Linked DNA regions of Homo sapiens: region 1 is linked to region 2. Evidence: chromatin loops called from intact Hi-C (ENCODE). Cell type or tissue: HCT116. All regions are shown on one strand. Each heading gives the region's core, and the rest is flanking DNA. Links, peaks and the distances in the headings are about the cores only.

Region 1 (12,479 bases), core at 4,480-12,479, 70 kb before region 2:
TCTTGTCTGGGCAGGCGGATCACAAAGTCAGGAGTTCCAGACCAGCCTGGCCAACATGTTGAAACCCTGTCTCTAATAAAAATACAAAAATTAGTTGGGCGTGGTGGCACATGCTTGTAATCCCAGCTACTCAGGAGGCTGAGGCAGGAGAATTGCTTGAACCGGGAGGTGGAGGTTGCAGTGAGCCGAGATCGTGCCACTGCACTCCAGCCTGGGTGACAGAGCTAGACTCTGTCTTCGGGGAAAAAAAAATGACATATAATTCACATGATATGAAATTTACCATATCAAAGTGTACAATTCAGTGGTTTTCAATATATTTACTGTGTTGCGCAACCGTCACCACTAATTCCAGAACATTTCCATCACCCCTAAAAGAAACTCTTCCTTATTAGCAGTTGTTTTCCATTCTACCCTCTCCTACCACCTGGCAACTACTGATCTCTTTCTGCCTCCATGGATTTGCCTCTTCTGGACGTTTCATATGAATGAGATCATATAATATATGGCCTTCTGTGACTGGCTTCCTTCACTTACCATAAGCGCATCTGTGGGCTATCATGCTTCATTCCTTTTTATAGCCAAATAATATTCATCATATGGTTATACCACATTTTGTTTATTCATCACTAGTGAATGAGCATTTTAGTTACTCTGGTTTTTGGCTGTCCAATAAAACTCTATGAACATTTACATGCCAGAGTTTAAGTTAACATGTTTTCAGTTCTCCTAGGGGAGTCCCTCTTAAACCCTGGGGCATTCCAAGATACCACATTAAAGAGACTTGTTTAGCATTAGATCAGGAAGGGATCCCCCCAAATTTACCCGATTTAGCCCTCCTTTCTGACAAATGAAGAAATGGAGGTCCCATGAGAGGGAGCCAAGTAACACTGATAATCACAGATGGCTGGGTGCCATGGCTCACGCCTATAATCCCAACACTGGGAAGCCGAGGCAAGAGGATCACTTGAGCCCAGGAGTTTGAGACCAGCCTGGGCAACATAGGCAGACCTTGTCTCTATAGAAAACTTAAAAAAAGTTAGCCAGGCCTGGTGGCATGTACCTGTAGTCTCAGCTACTTGGGAGGCTGAGGTGGGAGGATCACTTGAGCCTGAGAGGTTGAGGCTTCAATTAGCCGAGAACGTGCCACTGCACTCCAACCTGGGCAACAGAGTGAGACCCTGTCTCAAATAAATAAATACATAAATACCAAAGCATAGAGAGCACCGGTCACAGGCCACTTGATGAGTACTTTACTTAGATCATCTTACTCTAGTCTCATGATGATCCTCATGAGAAAGTTACTACTTGTTTCCTTCTTTGACAGATGAGAACCCAGAGCCCAGAAAGATGACTTGCCCAAGATCTCTGAGCTGGCTGGTACGTTTGAACCCAGGCCCACTCAGCTCAGTTTGTGTTAGCATTGAGGGTAGCAAGGTGAACAATGTCCTTATCTTCCCAATTCCTTTGAAAGCTCTTTGAGGGCAGAAACACCATCTTCCAGTTCTTGTGTCCCTGTGCCCTCTCCTGAAAGCATTCATAATGAAATTTATCCTATGTAATCGGAGGGAATTGGACTTTGGGTTTGGGGTTTGGCTTACAGTAGATCATATTTAATCTATTCTATAGCATATATTGAAACTGTCCTAAATATACACCACTGGGCTAAGTGCTTATAAGCACTGACACATTTGTTCTCACAATTCCCTCTGCACAGGAGGCTGCTAGCTCCACTTTTCAAAAGAGGAAACTGAGGCTTAGAAAGATTAAGTCTAGCTGGGCATGGTGGCACATTCCTATAATCCCAGCTACTCGAGAGGCTGAGGTGGGAGGATCACTTGAGCCTAGAAATTGGAGACTGTAGTGAGCTATGATTGCACTACTGCACCCTAGCCTGAGTGACACAGCAAGACTCGCTCTCTACTAAAAAAATAGCCAGATGTGGTGATGTGCACCTGTAGTTCTAGCTACTCGGGAGGTTGAGGCAGGAGGGTGGCTTGAGCCCGGAAGTTCGAGGCTGCAGTGTGCTATGATCACACCACTGCACTCCAGCTGGGTGATAGAGTGAGACCCCATCTCTTAGAAAAAGAAAGGCTAAGTAACACAAACAGCAGTGTAATGAGTGGTTAAGAATATCGGCTCCGGTGCCCATTAGTCTGGGTTTGAAGCTGATCGTGCCCCTTCTACTCGGCCAGGTGACAAAGCATCTCTGTGCCTCAGTGTCCTCACAGAGTGGGGGAATAACCGCACCTACCTGGTAGGGTGGGTTTGAGGCTTCAGGGAAAAGTGTCTTTTATGGCACTCAGCACCCTGGTGCTCACACGTTGGTAGCACCTCAGGATCCCTTGTCACAGCTACTAAGTGGCAGAGCCATGAGTCCCACCAGGGCCTGATGGGCTGTTCTCTGAACCATGCTTTTTTCTCCTAAGTCAGCTGTTCCCAGGCCTGGGCTTGTTTCTCCCTCTCCAGGGAATCCCATCAGGGATTGAGAGGACATACAATTAGGGATGTGGACTTTGGAGCCCGTACACCTCCGTTTGCTCCTTAGTCCATGAGCCCATGCGACTTTGAGTGCTTCACCTCTCTGTGTTTTAACTTTTCATCTCTAAAAGGGACATTGGGCCGGGTGCAGTGGCTCACGCCTGTAATCCCAGCACTTTGAGAGGCCGAGGCAGGTGGATCACCTGAGGTCGGGAGTTCAAGACCAGCCTGGCCAACATGGTGAAACGCTGTCTCTACTAAAAATACAAAAATTAGCTGGGTGAGGTGGCACATGCTTGTAATCCCAGCTATTCGGGAGGCTGAGGCAGGAGAACCGCTTGAACTTGGGAGGTGGAGGTTGCAGTGAGCTAAGATTGCACCACTGCACTCCAGCCTTGGCGACATCAGAGCAAGACTCTGCCTCAAAAAAAAAGGCGGCGGGGAGGACATTGTACTAATGCCAACCTCATGGATTGTTATGAGGATTAAAGCTTTAATATGTGCATAAAGTGCTTAGAGCAATGCCTGAGAACGAGCGCTGTGTGCACCTTAGCTGTCATTATTCCCTGTGTTCCAGGCATCCCGCCTGATGAGAGCCCCCGCCGGGGCGGTCCTGCTGGGCCCTACCAGCAATCTCAGCGGTTGGAGCTGTATGCCCAGGCCACAGAAGCGCTGCTGAAGACCGGAGCTGCTTACCCCTGTTTCTGCTCACCCCAGCGGCTGGAGCTCCTGAAGAAGGAGGCCTTGCGGAACCACCAGACGCCCCGGTAAGAACCTCAGCTTGTTGCAGATGCCTCATCAACATTGGGTGTGTTTGTTACCTTGTGCTGCGTAAGAAATTCCCCTAAACATGTATTACCTCTCAGTTTCTGTGGGTCAGGCATCTGAGCGTGGCCTCACCTGTTTCTTTGGCTCAGGGATTCTCTCAAAGCCACAAGCAACTACAGGTCCTAGCCAGTCCTGGAGTTCTCTTAAAGCTTAGCTTGGGGAAGATCTACTTCCATCTCCTCTCAGAAGGCTATTGGCCAACCTCAGGTCCTTGCTAGCTGTTGCCTGGAGACATCAGTTCTTTGCCATGCGAGCCTCTCCATAGAGCAGCTTACAGCGTGGCAGCCAGCATTTCTCAAAGCCAGCCAAGGAGAGAGTGAGCACGTACGAGCTGGAGTCTACCTAGTTGTGGAAGCAACTTCTCACCACTTTTGTTTTATAGGCTATGTATTCCTTCTCTGGAACGCTTGGGACCAGAAGTGTTTTGGATTTCAGATTTTTTGCATATTGAAATATCTGCATATATATAATGAGATATCTTGGGGGTGGGACCCAAGTCTAAACATGAGATTCATTTATGTTTCATGTACGCCTTATACACATAGGCTGGAGGTGATTTTATGCAATATTTTAAATAATTTTGTGCACGAAACAAAGTTTTGACTATTTTGACTGTAGCCTGTCACATGTGTTTGGGTGTTGTATTTTCCACTTATGGCATCATGTCAGCACTCAAAAGGTTTCAAATGTCAGATCAGTTGTGGCTTTTTTTTTTTTTTTTTGAGACAGTCTCACTCTGTCGCCCAGGCTGGAGCGCAGTGGTGCAATCTTGGCTCACTGCAACCTCTGCCTCCTGGGTTCAAGCAGTTATCCTGCCTCAGCCTCCTGGGTAGCTGGGACTACAGGTGCCCGCCACCACACCCATTTAATTTTTGTATTTTTAGTAGAGACGGGTGTCACTGTGTTGGCCAGGCCAACCTCAGGTGATCCACCTTTCTCAGATTCCCAAAGTGTTAGGATTATAGGCGTAAACCACCGTGCCCAGCCAGATCAGGTTTTTTGGTTTTTTTTTTGTTGTTGTTGTTGTTGTTTTTTTTCATAGAGTCAGGGTCTTACTTTGTCACCCAGGCTGGAGTGCAATGGTGTGATGTTGGCTCACTGCAGCCTCCAACTCCTGGACTCACGCAGTGCCCCCATCTCAGCCTCCCAAGTAACTAGGACTGTACTCCTGGCTAATTTTTTTTTTTAAACTTTTCATAAAGATGGGGATCTCACTATGTTGCCCAGGCTGGTCTTGAACTCCTGGCCTCAAGCAATCCTCCCACCTTGGCCTCCTAAAGTGCTGGGATTATAGATGTGAGCCACTGCACCTGACTTTTTTTTTTTTTTTTTTTTGGTGAGACAGAGTCTTGCTCTGCTACCCAGGCTAGAGTGCAGTGGTGCAATCTCAGCTTACTGCAGTCTCCACCTCCCGGGTTCAAGGGATTCTCGTGCCTCAGCCTCCTGTGTAGCTGGGACTACAGGCACATGCCACCACACCTGGCTAATTTTTGTGTTTTTAATAGAGAGAGGGTTTCGCCATGTTGCCCAGGCTGTTCTCAAACTCCTGAACTCGAACAATCTTCCCACCTCAGCCTCCCAAAGTGCTGGGATTACAGGCGTGAACCACTGCACCTGGACCATTGGAGCATTTCAGATTAGGCATATTTGGCATTATTTTTGTTCATTAGACAAAAGTCACTAGGCCCAGCCCACACTCAAGGGGAGGGGACTACACAAGGACAGAAACACCAGAAGGCGAGAATGACTGGGGCTATGTTAGAAGCCAAGATTTGGTCTCAGAAAGTAATGTGTAAAGTAATTTTAATTATTTGTTATTTTTAATGAGCAAGGTCCACAGGCCGGACGTGGTGGCTCACGCCTGTAATCCCAGCACTTTGGGAGGCTGAGGTGGGTGGATCACGAGGTCAAGAGTTCAGGACCAGCCTGGCCAATGTGGTGAAACCCCGTCTCTGCTAAAAATACAAAAATTAGCTGGGCGTGGTGGTGCGCATGTAGTCCCAGCTGCTCGGGAGGCTGAGGCAGGAGAATCATTTGAACCCAGGAAGTGGAGGTTGCAGTGAGCCAAGACTGCACCACTGCACTCCAGCCTGGGCGATAGAGCGACACTGTCTCAAAAAAAAAAAAAAAAAAAAAGAAAAATGAAAGGTCCACAAAGGGCCAAGTATGGTGGCTCACGTCTGTAATTCCAGCACTTTGGGAGGGCGGAGGTGGGCAGATCACTTGAGGTCAGAAGTTCGAGACCAGCCTGGCCAACATGGTGAAACCCCATCTTTACTAAAAATACAAAAATTAGGCCTGGAGTGGTGGCTCATGCCTGTAATCCCCGTACGTTGGGAAGCCGAGGTGGGCAGATCACCTGAGGTCAGGAGTTCAAGACCAGCCTGGCCAATATGGTGAAACCCCATCTCTACAAAAATACAAAAATTAGCTGGGCATGATGGCGGGTGCCTATAATCCCAGCTACTTGGGAGGCTGAGGCGGGAGAATAATTTGAACCTGGGAGGCGAAGGTTGCAGTGAGCTGAGATCATGCCATTGTACTCCAGCCTGGGCAACAGAGCAAGACTCCATCTCCAAAAAAAAAAAAAAATTAGCTGAGCTTGGTGGTGCACGCCTGTAATCCTAGCTACCTGGGAGGTTGAGGCACTAGAATCGCATGAACCCAGAAGGTGGAGGTTGCAGTGAGCTGAGATTGTGCCATTGTACTCCAGCCTGGGTGACAGAGGGAGACTGTCTCAAAAAAAAAAAAAAGAAGATCCACAAAGATATATATTGAAAGAACTCTCTTCCAATCTTGACTCTGGCCACTCAATTCTGCTCTCCAGAGATAACCAGTGTTAAAATTTTCTTATGTCTCCTCCAGAGACATTCAGTACATATACCTATAAGTACATATTATTTTCTCTTTTTCCTTATTCACATGGTAGCATGCAATGTACTATGTACATGCTATGTGGTGCAATTTACCATGTCCGCTTACCATCTTGAGGATCAGATATCAGTCCATAATAATGCATAATATTCCATTTGTGGATATAACTTCATTTACTTAATCAGTTTCGTCTTAACAAACATTTATTTTTGTTTTGTTTTGTTTTGTTTTATGTTATGTTGTGTTATTTTAGAAATGGAGTCTTGCTCTATTCCCCAGGCTGGAGTGCAGTGGCAAGATCTTGGCTCACTGCAATCTCCATCTCCCAGGTTCAAGTGATTCTCTGGCCTCAGCCTCCCGAGTAGCTGGGATTACAGGTGCCCGCCACCACACCCTGCTAATTTTTGTATTTTTTTGGTAGAGATGGGGTTTCACCATGTTGGTCAGGCTGGTCTCAAACTCCTGACCTCAAGTGATCTGCCCAAGTGATCCTCAAGTGGCCTCCCAAAGTGCTGGGATTACAGGCATGAGCTACGACACTCGGCCTTAATAAACCTTTATGTTATTTATTTATTTATTTATTTTTTGGAGACGGAGTCTTGCTCTGTTGCCCAGGCTGGTGTGCAGTGGTGTGATCTTGGCTCACTGCAACCTCCACTTCCTGGATACAAGCAATTCTCCTGTCTCAGCCTCCTGAGGAGCTGGGACTAGAGGTGCATGCCACCACACTTGGCTAATTTAATTTTCTTTTATATTTTAGTAGAGACGGGGTTTCACCGTGTTACCCAGGCTGGTCTTGAACTCTTGAGCTCAGGCAATCCACCTGCCTCGGCCTCCCAAAGTGCTAGGACGAGCTCAGGCAATCCACCTGCCTCGGCCTCCCAAAGTGCTAGGACTACTGGCATGAGCCACTGCGCTCAGCCCAAACCTTTATGTTATTTCTAATATTTGGTTATAAAAGAAGAGAGCTGTGATGACTAATGTTGACATATGTCATTTTGCACTTGTGCAGTATGTTTGCTGAATACCTTCCTAGAGGTGGAATTGCAGAGTCGAGTTGTAGCTTTGATGGATACTGCCAAGTGGCTGGCCCTTTACTTGTTTACACTCCCATCTGCAATAGCATTGTAACATTTACATTGCAGTTCCAGTGAACTATTTGGTCAAGGGCTCAGCTGTTTGGCCAAGGTCATGACGTTTACGGTGACATTGCCTTTTTATTATAAACAATGTATTTGTCTCTTGACAGAATATTTTTTTTCTCATCTCATTCTGTGACCCAGGCTGGAGTGCAGTAGCATGATCACAGCTCATTGCAGCCTTGAATCTCCTGGGTTCAAGCAATCCTACATCCTCAGCCTCTCAAGTAGCTGTGACCACAGCCATGTACCACCACACACAGAGTGTTATGTTTTGTTTTGTTTTGAGATGGGGTCTCACTCTGTCACCCAGATTGGAGTGCAGTGGTGTGATATTGGCTCAAGGCAACTTCTGCCTCCTGGGCTCAAGCAGTCCTCTCATCTCAGCCTCCCAAACAGCTGGAACCACAGGTGTGTGCCGCCATGCCCGGCAAATTTTTTTTGTATTTTTTGGTAGAGACGGGGTTTCTCCGTGTTGCCTAGGCTGGTCTCAAACTCCTGAGCATAGGAGATCCACCCACCTCAGCCTCCCAAAGTGCTGGGATTATAGGTGTGAGCCATCATGCCCGGCTGGCACACAGCTAGTTTTTAAATTTTTGTAGAGATGGAATTCCCCTATTTTGCCCAGGCTGGTATGAAACTCAAGCGATCTTCCCACCTCAGCTTCCCAAAGTGCTGGGATTATAGGCATGAGCCACCATGCCTGGCCAACAGATTTTTTTTTTTTGTTAAATTATAGTCATGCCCTGTTGTGGAATCCTTGCAGCCATTTATTTATTTATTTATTTTAAGCTTTCAGGATTTGTATTAAATCCTAGTCTAATTTAACGGTATCTGATGTTACACACATCATCTCATGGTGAACGTGTTTAATAAGCGAAAGCAAATCAGACAGCTTATCTAAGTCGTTATTTTTTGTGGACTAAACAGTAAGGTAACAACTACCCAGAACCCTATGGGTCATGATGGACACTTGCTCAGTTTTCATACAAGCTGTGTTGGTTATCAAAGTATATCTGCTAATATTTAATAAAGTGAAATGTCATTGGGGTGGAAAAGTCAAGCCTAGACATTTGGTTGGAAAAGAACAGATCAAGTATGGATTTCACAAACCAAAAGTTTATAAACTCAATGCAATACAAGTCCTTTCTATTGTAAAAGCTTAGTTGAAACTAAAAGATCTGTAAAAACTATTACTTTGGGCCTTAAACAGTACTAGCTCTTATGAGCAAAAAAAGGACACAACTGCAGCCTGGGCAACGTGGTGAAACCCTATCTATATTAAAGTACAAAAATTAGCTGGGCTTGGTGGTGTGTGCCCATAATCTCAGCTACTTAGGAGGCTGAGGCAGGAGAATCAGCTGAACTAGGGAGATGGAGGTTGCAGTGAGCTGAGATTGTGCCACTGCACTCCAGCCTGGGAGACAGAATGAGACCCTGTCTCAAAAAAAAAAAAAAAAAAAAAAGGAGGGGGGCCATAACTGTTGAGAATGTATTACTTGGTTTTATTTTACATTAGGTGGTAGGTACAAAGCAATCCTTCTTAATAAAGCTGACAGTTAGCTTCCCTTAGGACTTTTTTTTCCAGACAGGGTCTTGCTGTGTCACCCAGGCTGGAGCGATGCAATCATGACTCACCACAGCCTTGACTTCCTGGGCTCAAGCAATCCTGCTTCAGTCTCCCAAGTGGGTGGAACTACACACATGTACCCACCATGCCCGGCTAATTCTTTTTTTTTCTTAAATTTCTAGTAGAGACAAGGTCTCGTTACCCAGGTTGGTTTTGAACTCCTGGGCTCAAGCAGTTCTCCTGCCTTGTCCTCCCGAAATGCTGGGATTACAGGAGTGAGCCACCGCACTTGGACAGAACATATTCAATAATGCACATTTAAAACAAGTATTCATCTTACAAGTTGTTCTGTAATCCAAACATATGACAGCTTGGAGAACAACATTTAGAAAACAGAAGCCAATGTAAAAAGACAGATTAATACAACTAGAAGCCAGGCACGGTGGCTCACGCCTGTAATCCCAGCACTTTGGGAGGCTGAGGTAGGCAGATCACCTGAGGTCAGGAATTCGAGACCAGCTTGGCCAACGTGGTGAAACCCCATCTCTGCTGAAATTAGCTGGGCATGGTGGCGTGCACCTGTAATCCCAGCTACTTGGGAGCCTGGGAGGCAGAGGCTACAGTGAGCCAAGATCACGCCGCTGCACTCCAGCCTGGGTGACAGAGCGAGACTCCATCTCAAAACAAAAAACAAAAAAACCCAACTAGGATAGTGTAGGTTTTGTATGGCTCAGACTTTACAGTTTTCTTACTGCATCATCAATGTATCGATTAGAATATCTGTTCCAGCTAGGTGCGGTGGCTCATGCCTGTAATCCCAGCACTTTGGGAGGCCAAGGTGGGCAGATTGCTAGAGCCCAGCCTTCGCAACATGGTGAGCCCCCATTTCTACTAAAAAAAATACAAAAATTAGCCAGGCATGGTGGTGCACGCCTGTAGTCCCAGCTACTTGGGAGGCTGAGGTGGGAGAATCACTTTACCCTTGGGAATGTCTAGGCTGCAGTGAGCTGTGATCACTCTACTGTACTCCAGCCTGGGTGACAGAGTGAGACCCTGACTCAAAAAAAAAAAAAAAGAAAGAAAAAGAAAAGAAAAGAAAGAAACCCTGTCTCTACTAAAAATACAAAAAATTAGCTGGGTATAGTCGTGCATACCTGTAGTCCTAGCTGCTCGGGAGGCTGAGATGAGAGAATCACATGAGCCCAGGAAGTCAAGACTGCAGTGAGCCATGATTGCACCACTGCATTCCAGCCTGATCAACGAGAGTGAGACCTTGTCCCCTGTCTCAGTAAATGAATGAATGAATGAATGTTTCTTCAGCTGGCCCCATTGCTGTGGATTTAAAGAAATACCTTTTCTTCCTGGTTTTATTTAACCTTTGAGATCCATCCAATAATCTCTAATACCATCAATTAGCACTTCCCCTTTAACATCCCAAACACTAAGGTACCTCATTTTCCCAATCTGAAACATGTTATCAGCTGAGTACAGTGGCCTGTAATCTAATCACAGCACTTTGGGAGGCTGAGGAGGGTGGATCACTTGAGACTAGGAGTTCGAGACCAGCCTGGGCAACATGGTGAAACCCCATCTCTATATGAAATTTAAAAAAGAAAATAAACATGTTATTATGTTTACTGCCGCTGCTCTGTTTGGAAGATGACAGAGCTCCCAAAGTTTTGCCAGTCTTTTGTTCCTTTACAAGTTTTTCTGGAGCAACTTACTTTTTCTTCTTTAACTTTTTGTCAAACTCACTGTCAGAATTCCTGCCAGAAGAGCTTGAAGAAACAAGTTCCTTTGATTCAGACATAATGCTGCCCTGCTTCTGCAGCTGAACACCCTCCTGTTCACTCATGTGCAACTGACTCATTTGTAAAAATTTCTTTTTTGGCCGGGCACGGTGGCTCACACCTGTAATCCCAGCACTATGGGAGGCCGAGGCGGGTAGATCACGAGATCAGGAGTTCGAGACCAGCCTGACCAACGTGGTGAAACCCCATTTCTACTAAAAATATAAAAATTAGCCGGTTGTGGTGGCAGGCACCTGTAATCCTAGCTACTCAGGAGGCTGAGGCAGGAGAATTGCTTGAACCCTGGAGGTGGAGGTTGCAGTGAGTCAAGGTCACGACACTGCACTCCAGCCTGGGTGACACAGCGAGACTCTATCTCAAAAAAAAAAAAAAAAAAGAAAAAAAAAGTTTTTTTTTTGAGACAGGGTCTCGCTGTGTCACCCAGGCTAGAGTGCAGTGGTGCCATCATAGTTTACTGCAGCCTCAACCTCCTGGGCTCCAGTGATTCTTCCACCTTGGCCTCCCACAGAGCTGGGACTACAGGAATGCACCACCACACCTGGCTGATTTTGTTTTGTTTTGTTTTGTAGAGACAGAGTCTCACTATGTTGCCCAGGCTGGTATTTTAAATTTTTAAATAAGAGACAGGATTTTGCTATGTTACCCACGCTGGTCTTGAACCCTTGAGGTCAGGCTGTCCTTCTACCTTGACCTCCCAAAACACTGGGATTACAGACGTGAGCAACTGTGTCCAGCCCTGTGCACCATTTATTGATTGATTGAACACTTAGCTGTGGCAAAGACTAACCTTACAAGCATTCCATCTGTGTCTCAGAACGCTTTTGGGTGCAGTTAGTGGAATACCCTGTTAGAAGGGACAAACGATACTTTAACTCACAGATGGATCACCTGGGGACCTAGTTAATGTTCAGATTCTGACTCAGTAGGTCTGGGGTGGAGCCTAAGAGTCTGCATTTCTGGCAGACTCCCAAGAGGCTGATGCTAGGGGCCCACAGACCACACTTTCAGTAGCCAGGGCATCAATCATAGACATTTGTCTTTTGATTCTGCACAAGGCTGGAGGTGGGTGACTCCAGGATGAGACTAGCAGTGTAGAGACACCAGGGCTCTATTTTGGCTTCTCTCTGACTTCATTGCCTTCCCTCCTGCAGTTGCAAGTAGCTGCCGCAGGTCCAAGCATGCTCCCCTTACAGGACAACATCCAAAGAGGACAGAAGTGGGGCAGTGGGAAATTTTAAGAAGGGATTTTCCTCCTGTGGCTTTCTCTTCTTGTCCTTTGGAGAGAAAAACCTTTCCCGGAACCTTAAACCTTTCTTACTCCCCAGGCATGCTTTTCTTTGCATCCCAGTGACTAGGATGGGGTTACATTCCTGCCTGGACTGGTCACTGGCATGGAGCAATAGGATTGCAAGATTGGCTATACCAATCAGGATTCAACCCCTCGGACTAAGCATTTTGCTATTTTCTTGTTAGCAAGGAAGAAGCGTGGAATGGCTGGTAGATAGGCAGACATTAGTGTCTGCTACACCATGTTATCTCAGTTTTCCACACAACTGTACCATCATCCCTGTTATAGACTGAGGAAGCAGCTTGCAGCAGTAACTGACTTGCTTAAGGTCACACAGCTATGACAGAGGTAGGACTCCTGTCCATCAACCTTTCCATCAACAGTACTCATGCTGCTCTGCTCCCCATCAGGTATGACAATCGGTGCAGGAACATGAGCCAGGAGCAGGTGGCCCAGAAGCTGGCCAAGGACCCCAAGCCTGCGATCCG
Region 2 (8,000 bases), core at 1-8,000:
CTTTAAAAAATAAAAAAGTTAAAAACAAAAATACATGTTCAAAATGTAGAGTTTTATTAAAGATAGAATAGGCCAGACGCAGTGGCTCATGCCTGTAATCCCAGCACTTTGGGAGGCCAAGGTGGGCAGATCACTTGAGGTCAGGAGTTCGAGACCAGCCTGGCCAACATGGTGAAACCCTAAAAATATAAAAATTAGCTGGGTGTGGTAATGTACACCTGTAATCCCAGCTACTCAGGAGCCTGAGCCTGGAGAATCACCTGAACCCAGATGGCAGAAGTTGCAGTGAGCTGAGATCGTGCCACTGCGCTTCAGTCTGAGCAACAGAGAAGACTCTGTCTAAAAAAAAAAAAAAAAAAAAAAAAAAGACTAGAAAAGTAAAATCATCTATACCATTAACAGCCAGAGATGGAAATTCTCTTCATGTCTTGATAGATTTTCTTGTCTTATCATATACATATATATGTACATACAGTTCTTAATAATTTGATACCACAGTGTGTATAGAATGTTTTATACTCTATTTACTGTTACTTTATAAGCCTATACCATTTTTATGCCCTTAGTTGTTCTTTAAAAACTTGATTTTTAATGAACTTATATATATATGCACTATTAAGTAGAGGTACTGTAATCTGTTTATTCAGTCTTTTTTTTTTTTTTTTTGGAGACAGAGTCTCGCTGTCACCCAGGCTGGAGTGTAGCAGCATGATCTCGGCTCACTGCAAGCTTCACCTCCTGGATTCACACCATTCTCTTGCCTCAGCCTCCCGAGTAGCTGGGACACAGGTGCCCACAACCACGCCCAGCTACTTTTTTGTATTTTTAGTAGAGACAGGGTTTCACCGTGTTAGCCAGGATGGTCTCGATCTCTTGACCTCGTGATCTGCCCACCTCGGCCTCCCAAAGTGCTGGGATTACAGGCGTGAGCCACTGCGCCCGGCCCTATTCAGTCTTTTTTTTTAAATTATTTTATTTTATTTTATTTTTGAGACAAGGTCTGGCCCTATCACCCAGGCTGGAGTGCAGTGGCGCCATCTCAGCTTACTACAACCTCCATCCTCCAGGCTCAAGCCATCCTCCCACCTTGGCCTCCCAAGTAGCTGGGACTACAGGCATGCGCCACTATGTCCAGCTTATTAAGTCCTTCTCTGAAGGTCAATTTCTTTCTACCTGTTTGCTGTTAAAAACAGGGCTACAGGCTGGGTGTGGTGGCTCATGCCTGTAATCCCAGCACGTTGGGAGGCCAAGGTGGGTGGAGCACCTGAGGTCAGGAGTTTGAGACCAACCTGGCCAACATGGTGAAACCCTGTCTCTACTAAAAACTACAAAAAAAATTAGCCAGGCGTGGTGGTGGGCGCCTGTAGTCCCAGCTACTTGGGAGGCTGAGGCAAGAGAATCGCTTGAACCTGGGAGGCGGAGGTTGCAGTGAGCTGAGATTGCGCCACTGCACTCCAGCCTGGGTGACACAGTGAGACTGTGTCTAAAAAAAAAAAAAAAAAAAAAAAAAAAACCAGGGCTACAAAGAACATCTTTGGATGCCAGGGCTACAAAGAACATCTTTGGATGCCTTTCTTTATACCTTCCTGATTATGAGGAGATCATAATACCAGTGAAATGCCACATGTAGACATTTAAAATTTTGATCTGCATTACCAATTTCCCGTCTGAAAAGGTTGCTTTTTTTCCCCATACTCTTGCCACCATACCCCACTGGTATTTTCAGTCTCTTAAATCTTTGGTAGTTTCATTGTTAAACTATGTTTTAATTTTTTTTTAAATTTTTTTAGAGATGGGGCCTCGCTCCATCGCCTAGGCAGGAGTGCGGTGGCACAGTCATAGCTCACTGCAGCCTCATATTCTTCTTGGGCTCAAGCAATCCTCCTGCCTCAGACCCCCAGGTAGCTAGAATGACAGGCATGCACCACCACACCCAGCAAATTTTTATTGTCTTTTTGAGGGTGGGAGGCAGATCTCACTGTATTGCCCAGGCTGGTTTTGAACTCCTGACCTCAAGCAGTTTTCCCATTTCAGCCTCCTGAGTAGCTGGGATTACAGGCATGAGACACCATACCCAGCTCTAAGCTATATTTTAGTAATGTATATTTTGATATTAAGGTTTTTTTTTTAGCTGATTAACCAGTCTGAGTGCCATTCATTGAGCCAGCCCTGATTTTTGAAGGATATGTTATGTTACAGTCTCATTTAGATCTGTTCCACACGTTTTGTTTATGTCACTTTACTTGAATTGTAATTTTATCTGAGTATTTGCTATAGCCCTGCCCCCCTTTTTAAATTTATTGGTCAGTCTTACATAGTTTTCCCCCCTCAAATAAACATTAGAGTCACTCCTTAGCTAAATTAAAAGTCTCTTTAGAATTTCCATTGGAATGTTATTAAACTTATTAATTTGAGGTGATTTGGTATCTACAGTTTTGTACAATTAAATATAAGGTGGTATATTGTGTGTGTGTGAGCATATGTGTGTGTTTGTACTCATATAAAAGAGACCAGAAGGAAGTAAGTGCTTATTTCTGGGTAGAATTAAGAATGCATTGGCCGGGTGCAGTGGCTCACGCCTGTAATCCCAGCACTTTGGGAGGTCAAGGTGGGCGGATCACCTGAGGTCGGGAGTTTGAGGCCTGACCTCCCCCAGCCTGACCAACATGGAGAAATCCCATCTCTACTAAAAACACAAAAATTAGCCAGGCGTGGTGGTGCATGCCTGTAATCCCAGCTACTAGGGAGGCTGAGGTGGGAGAATCGTTTGAATCCGGGAGGCAGAGGTTGCGGTGAGCCAAGATCATGCCATTGCATTCCAGCCTGGGCAACAAAAGCGAAAGTCTGTCCAAAAAAAAAAAAAAAAAAAAAAGCATTTATTTCATTTTTTAATGATAATCCTGTTTTTGTGTGTGTGTGGCTTTTTGTTTTTTGTTTGTTTGTTTGTTTGAGACAGAGTCTCGCTCTGTCACTTAGGCTGGAGTGCAGTTCATTGCAACCTCCGCCTCCCGAGTTCAAGTGATTTTCGTGCCTCAGCCTCTCAAATGGCTGGGATTACAGGTGTGTACCACCATGCCCAGCTAATTTTTGTATTTTTAGTAGAGATGGGGTTTTGCCATGTTGTCCAGGCTGGTCTTGAACTCTTAACCTCAAGTGATCCACCCGCCTTGGCCTCCTAAAGTGCTGGGATTACAGGCGTGAGCCCCCACGCCTGGCTGATAATTCTCTATTTTCTATAGTGTTCATGCATTATTTTAATAATGATCGTATCTTCCTCAAAAATGTGATTTTTAATAACTGGTGGTGTGTGTATGATGGTTGGATGGTGGGGAAAGGTCAGTTTGGAGGGTCATAGGAGTCCAGCTAGAGTCATGAGGACTTGGATTATGGTAGTGCAGAGGAATTCAGTCCTGGACATGTTCTGCATGGAGAAGCAACAGCATCTGGGGATAACATGTACATCTCTTTCCAGCCTGGCTGTCCGGGGGGTTTGTAGTGGTGTTAAACCTTCTGCTTGTGCCCTTTATACCAGGCAGCCTGCCGCCTCTCATTGTGTATGACCGGAATGGATTCAGAATTCTGCTCCACTTCTCCCAGACGGGAGCCCCTGGGCACCCAGAGGTACAGGTGCTGCTCTTGACCATGATGAGCACGGCTCCCCAGCCTGTCTGGGATATCATGTTTCAAGTGGCTGTGCCAAAGGTGAGTCATCTGTTGGGGATTTCTCAGTAATGGCTGTCGTTTTTGAGTGCCAGGTTCTTTTCTGGGACTTACCTGTCGAGTGTCAAGGAAAGAATCTTCACTCAAACTAACTGAAGATAAAGTGGGAATGTAATGGCTTACCTGACTGGGGATTCCTGAATATCTGACTTCAGATATGAGTGAATCCAAATAGGTTCTTAAACAATGCCTTAAGAATCTGTATCTCTTGACTCTGCTTTTCTTTGGCACCATTCTGACAGTTTCTCCACAAACAGGAAAGTGGCTACCCACAGCTCCAGGGTTGCATGGTCCTTAACCCTCTTTATCTCAGAAACTCTCACCGGGCATGAAGCACATATATTGATTACCCAGGAAAGGGCTCTGATTGGGCTTGTTGGTGTTACTTCCATACCTTGGACCAGGAACTTGTATCCTGGGATATGAGACACTTGGCCAATGTGAGATAACATCCATCCCTTTTCAAGGGAAGTGGGGCCCTACTGATTAACAGGCACCCCACAGTCACAGGGGAAGGGGCCTGTCCTGAAAGGAAAAGATTCGAGACAGACAAAAATATGACCTGCAGTCTCTACTTCTTACGGTAGTCCTATGGGCAATGTTCTGCTACTACCTCTGTTTTATAAGTTAACCCAAGGCTCAGAAATTAAATATTTTACTCAAGGTCACAGAGCTAGTGAGAAGCAGTTAGAATTCAACCCAAGATGTGCCCTGGCTGTTGATGCTGCGTCTCAGATGCCGGTTATTGACCACACAACTCCCGATCCATTCTGTGTGTGGAAGGAAAGGCCTCTTAGATCCTTTTATCAATTAGTGGGAGTCTGTCTGCTTGGGCTCCCATAGGTGCCTCGGGGTACCACGTTTAAGAGGGCCATTTCCTCTTGGAGGGGTGTTGGGGAGGTCCAGCTCCCCCTCACCTGATCTCCATCCTAGAAGCTGTGGTTAGGAATGAGTTACATGTTGGTTTTCTTCCCCTGATAGTCAATGAGAGTGAAGCTGCAGCCGGCATCCAGCTCCAAGCTTCCTGCATTCAGTCCTTTGATGCCTCCAGCTGTGATATCTCAGATGCTGCTGCTTGACAATCCACACAAAGTATGTTCCAGTGTCTGTGGTAGCAGGGAGATGGGGGCCCCTGAACTGTAAGGGGAGGTAACTTTGTGGGTAGAGAGAGGCACATTGAGGCCTTGCTCTAAAGTCTCTGGTTTGCTGGGCACAGTGGTTCACCCCTGTAATCCCAGCACTTTGGGAGGCTGAGGCAGGTGGACCACCTGAGGTCAGGAGTTTGAGACCAGCCTGGCCAACATGGTGAAACCCCATCTCTACTAAAAATACAAAAATTAGCTGGTTGTGGGGGCACGCACCTTTAGTCCTAGCTGCTCAGGAGGCTGAGGCAGGAGAATTGCTTGAACCCAGGAGGTGGAGGTTGCAGTGAGCCGAGATCGCACTACTGCACTCCAGCCTGGGCAACAGAGCAAGACTCCATCTCAAAAAAAAATAAAGTCGGCCAGGTGCAGTGGCTCACGCCTGTAATCCCAGCACTTTGGGAGGCTGAGGCAGATGGATCACGAGATCAAGCGATCGAGACCATCCTGGCCAACATGGTGAAACCCCATCTCTACTAAAAATACAAAAATTAGCTGGGCATGGTGGCGTGCGCCTGTAGTCTCAGCTACTCGGGAGAGTGAGGCAGGAGAATTGCTTGAACCCAAGAGGCGGAGGTTGCAGTGAGCCAAGATCGCACCACTGCACTCCAGCCTGGTGACAGAGCGAGACTCTATCAAATAGATAGATAGATAGACAGACAGACAGATAGATGAAAGAGAGAGAGAGGGAGGGAAGGAGGAAAGGAAGGAAGGAGAAGAGAAAAAGAAAAGAAAGTCAGTCTCTGGTTTGGTTGGGTGTTAGGGGTATATGTGGAATATCCCTCGCTGGAGTCTGTCTTTGGGGCTCACTGAAGGAAGATCAGATGGATTGTCATAGCTGGGGACCAAGGGAGGGACACATGAACTCTCCCTAATCCTCTGGAGTCCTCTGAAAGGACAAGGTCTGTCTTCCTTAGCTGGTCTCTGAATTGCAGCCCATCTCAGGATTTCAGGACTGCAGAATTATCGAAGGGTTCCCAGGATATGTGCCTGTTTCCCCTTGTTTGTAGTCCCAAAGAGAGTATCCCAGGTATTTTGTGTCAGAATTGTTTGAAACACTCACTTGACTTAACATTGACCCCTGTTCCTGGGTTGCTCTCCACTGATTTGACATCTTCTGTCTCTTCTGTCCCAGGAACCTATCCGCTTACGGTACAAGCTGACATTCAACCAAGGTGGACAGCCTTTCAGCGAAGTAGGAGAAGTGAAAGACTTCCCAGACCTGGCTGTCTTGGGCGCAGCCTAACTTTTCACAAGATGGACCCTTCATTTCAAGCTTAGGCTGGCGTTACTTTTGCTGTCTAGTCAGGACTAATCACGGTGTTTCAGTGCGGAGTGCCAAGAGTCCTATCCTGACGTCAGGCTCTGGGTGTCAACCTCTGACTTATTCTGCAGATGCTCTGTGTGTGTGTGTGTGTGTGTGTGTGTGTGTGTGTGTGTGTGTGTGTTCGGGGAGAGGGTGGTAGCACAGGGCTTGGGATATCGGCAGTGTGGGAAATGCGAAGCATTTCTCATCATCATCATCTCTGCTACAGTCATGTTTCTGCATGTCAGCGAGCGACACTGTCCCTGCCTCAGGTTGGAGGTTTTATCAGCCAAAGTGTTTTTTTCATGTATCGTTCGTTCCATTCATCCACTCTGTGCCTTGTCAGCCTTTGAAAGGCTTGGTTGCTCCCAGGCTGCTGTTCTCAGGGACCTTAAAAGGGACCTGGTTAGTCTTGGGGCAGAGAGTATCTACTTGGGCACTCTCTTCCAAGAAAGACCTTGTCTCCATTTTCATTAGACAATGCTTCTTGTGTGTGTTCTGGAAGATCTTCTAAATGGAATGCTTGTTGCACTGTTCCCAGGCGAGTGGCTGCCATGAGACCTGAGGACCACACTTGGGGGACCAATCATGTCCTTCACCACTGTGCCTTAGAATCGCCCCTGGACAGAGTTCCTGGGCAGAGGGGAAAGCAGCTCCCAGGCCTTACTCAGGCCTCAGGTCCATGGGTTGGGCAGCCAGTCTGGGCCCTTCTCAGGATCCTCATCTCCATCCTCATCCTCTTCCTTCACAGCATTTACTTGGAGCTCTTTGTGACACACCATGTCAGTCATGATGAATCGGCCAACAGCCAGCCCTTGCCAGCTGACGTCACAGTCTAAGATGGGAAACTGTGGTACAGATAGACATGAAGAGAGCTTAGCAGTGATTGAGGTGGTGACTAAATATACAGTCATTGAATAAATACCATGTAGCAAGTGTACTTTGTGGAGTGTTGAGTAAGTGGAAAATGGAAAGCCAGTTGCATTTAGAGATGATAGGCCTAAAGGGAACTGTCTTCTGTCGAGAAGTAAAGGAAACTTCATGAAGGATGTAGAAGCTTAGCTGCCTCAGAGAAGAGAGAACCTGAAGATCTGAGGCAAGCTGGACAGGAGAGGTGGATATTTGTTGATGGAAGAATTCAAGTTTATAATCAATTCCCACTTAGCACCTACTGTGTGCTAGGAACTTGAATGTGTATGTTTGACAAGTCCTGCTTGGCCTGATGGGTGGGAGAAGGAACCTGAGCCTGGCTGAGATGGCTAGGCGGAGGGCTTTGAAGTCCAAGCAGCTGAACTGGCTGGGTGGGTTTCTACCTTTGAAACTGCAAGACTTGTTTGGAGCTCTTAATTACAATATCTGATATTTTTACAGTCTGATCTTTTGACTTCTACATATAGTGGAAATCTGCCAATACTAATTGGTGGAGATGGGAACTGTAAAAGATCAAGTATGCTAATTTTAAGCAAATGTAAAAACTCATAAAACAGGTAAACAGTGGGGTGATTTCATTTGCCATAATTCACATAAGACGAATTTTAATCTAAAAGTACTTTCTTGCTTGTATTCTGTGTGGCTTTTTTTTGTTTTTTGAGGCCATATCTCACTCTGTCACTCAGGCTGGAGTGCGGTGGTATAATCTCAGCTCACTGCAATCTCTGCCTACCAGGTTCAAGCGATTCTCGTGCCTCAGCCTCTCGAGTAGCTGGGACTACAGGCGTGAGCCAGCACGCCCAGCTAATTTTTGTATTTTTAGTAGAGACAGGATTTCACCATGTTGGCCAGGCTGGTCTCGAACTCCTGACCTCAGGTGATCCGCCTGCCTTGGCCTCCCA

Evidence for each region. A loop is a pair of places that touch in the nucleus more often than their neighbours do. Peaks named below come from ENCODE experiments on the same cell type or tissue, not always from the same donor. Only the 100,000 strongest peaks of a DNase experiment are listed, where the experiment ranks them.
Region 1: a loop joins it to region 2, with 4 times the contacts of the local background. A loop is called at or near these places in 5 of 110 quality-filtered maps.

The regions. Positions count from the first base shown.
Region 1 is chr16:23,535,283-23,547,761 of GRCh38, reverse strand. EARS2 (glutamyl-tRNA synthetase 2, mitochondrial) reads left to right here. Exons shown (of 9, transcript NM_001083614.2): 3 at 3,059-3,248; 4 at 12,402-12,479. It also overlaps the pseudogene SUB1P4. Among named protein-coding and RNA genes, the nearest start is that of EARS2, 16 kb to the left of the region's middle. RefSeq lists enhancers at 8,860-9,154, 8,755-9,254, 9,255-9,756. In HCT116, for the core only: no CTCF peak of the experiment used is centred there; a DNase peak (open chromatin) is centred at 8,971; H3K27ac peaks cover 1,312 bases.
Region 2 is chr16:23,465,698-23,473,697 of GRCh38, reverse strand. GGA2 (golgi associated, gamma adaptin ear containing, ARF binding protein 2) reads left to right here. Exons shown (of 17, transcript NM_015044.4): 15 at 3,533-3,702; 16 at 4,702-4,812; 17 at 5,998-8,000. The coding sequence ends at 6,108. Among named protein-coding and RNA genes, the nearest start is that of COG7, 17 kb to the right of the region's middle. In HCT116, for the core only: no CTCF peak of the experiment used is centred there; a DNase peak (open chromatin) is centred at 3,677; H3K27ac peaks cover 889 bases.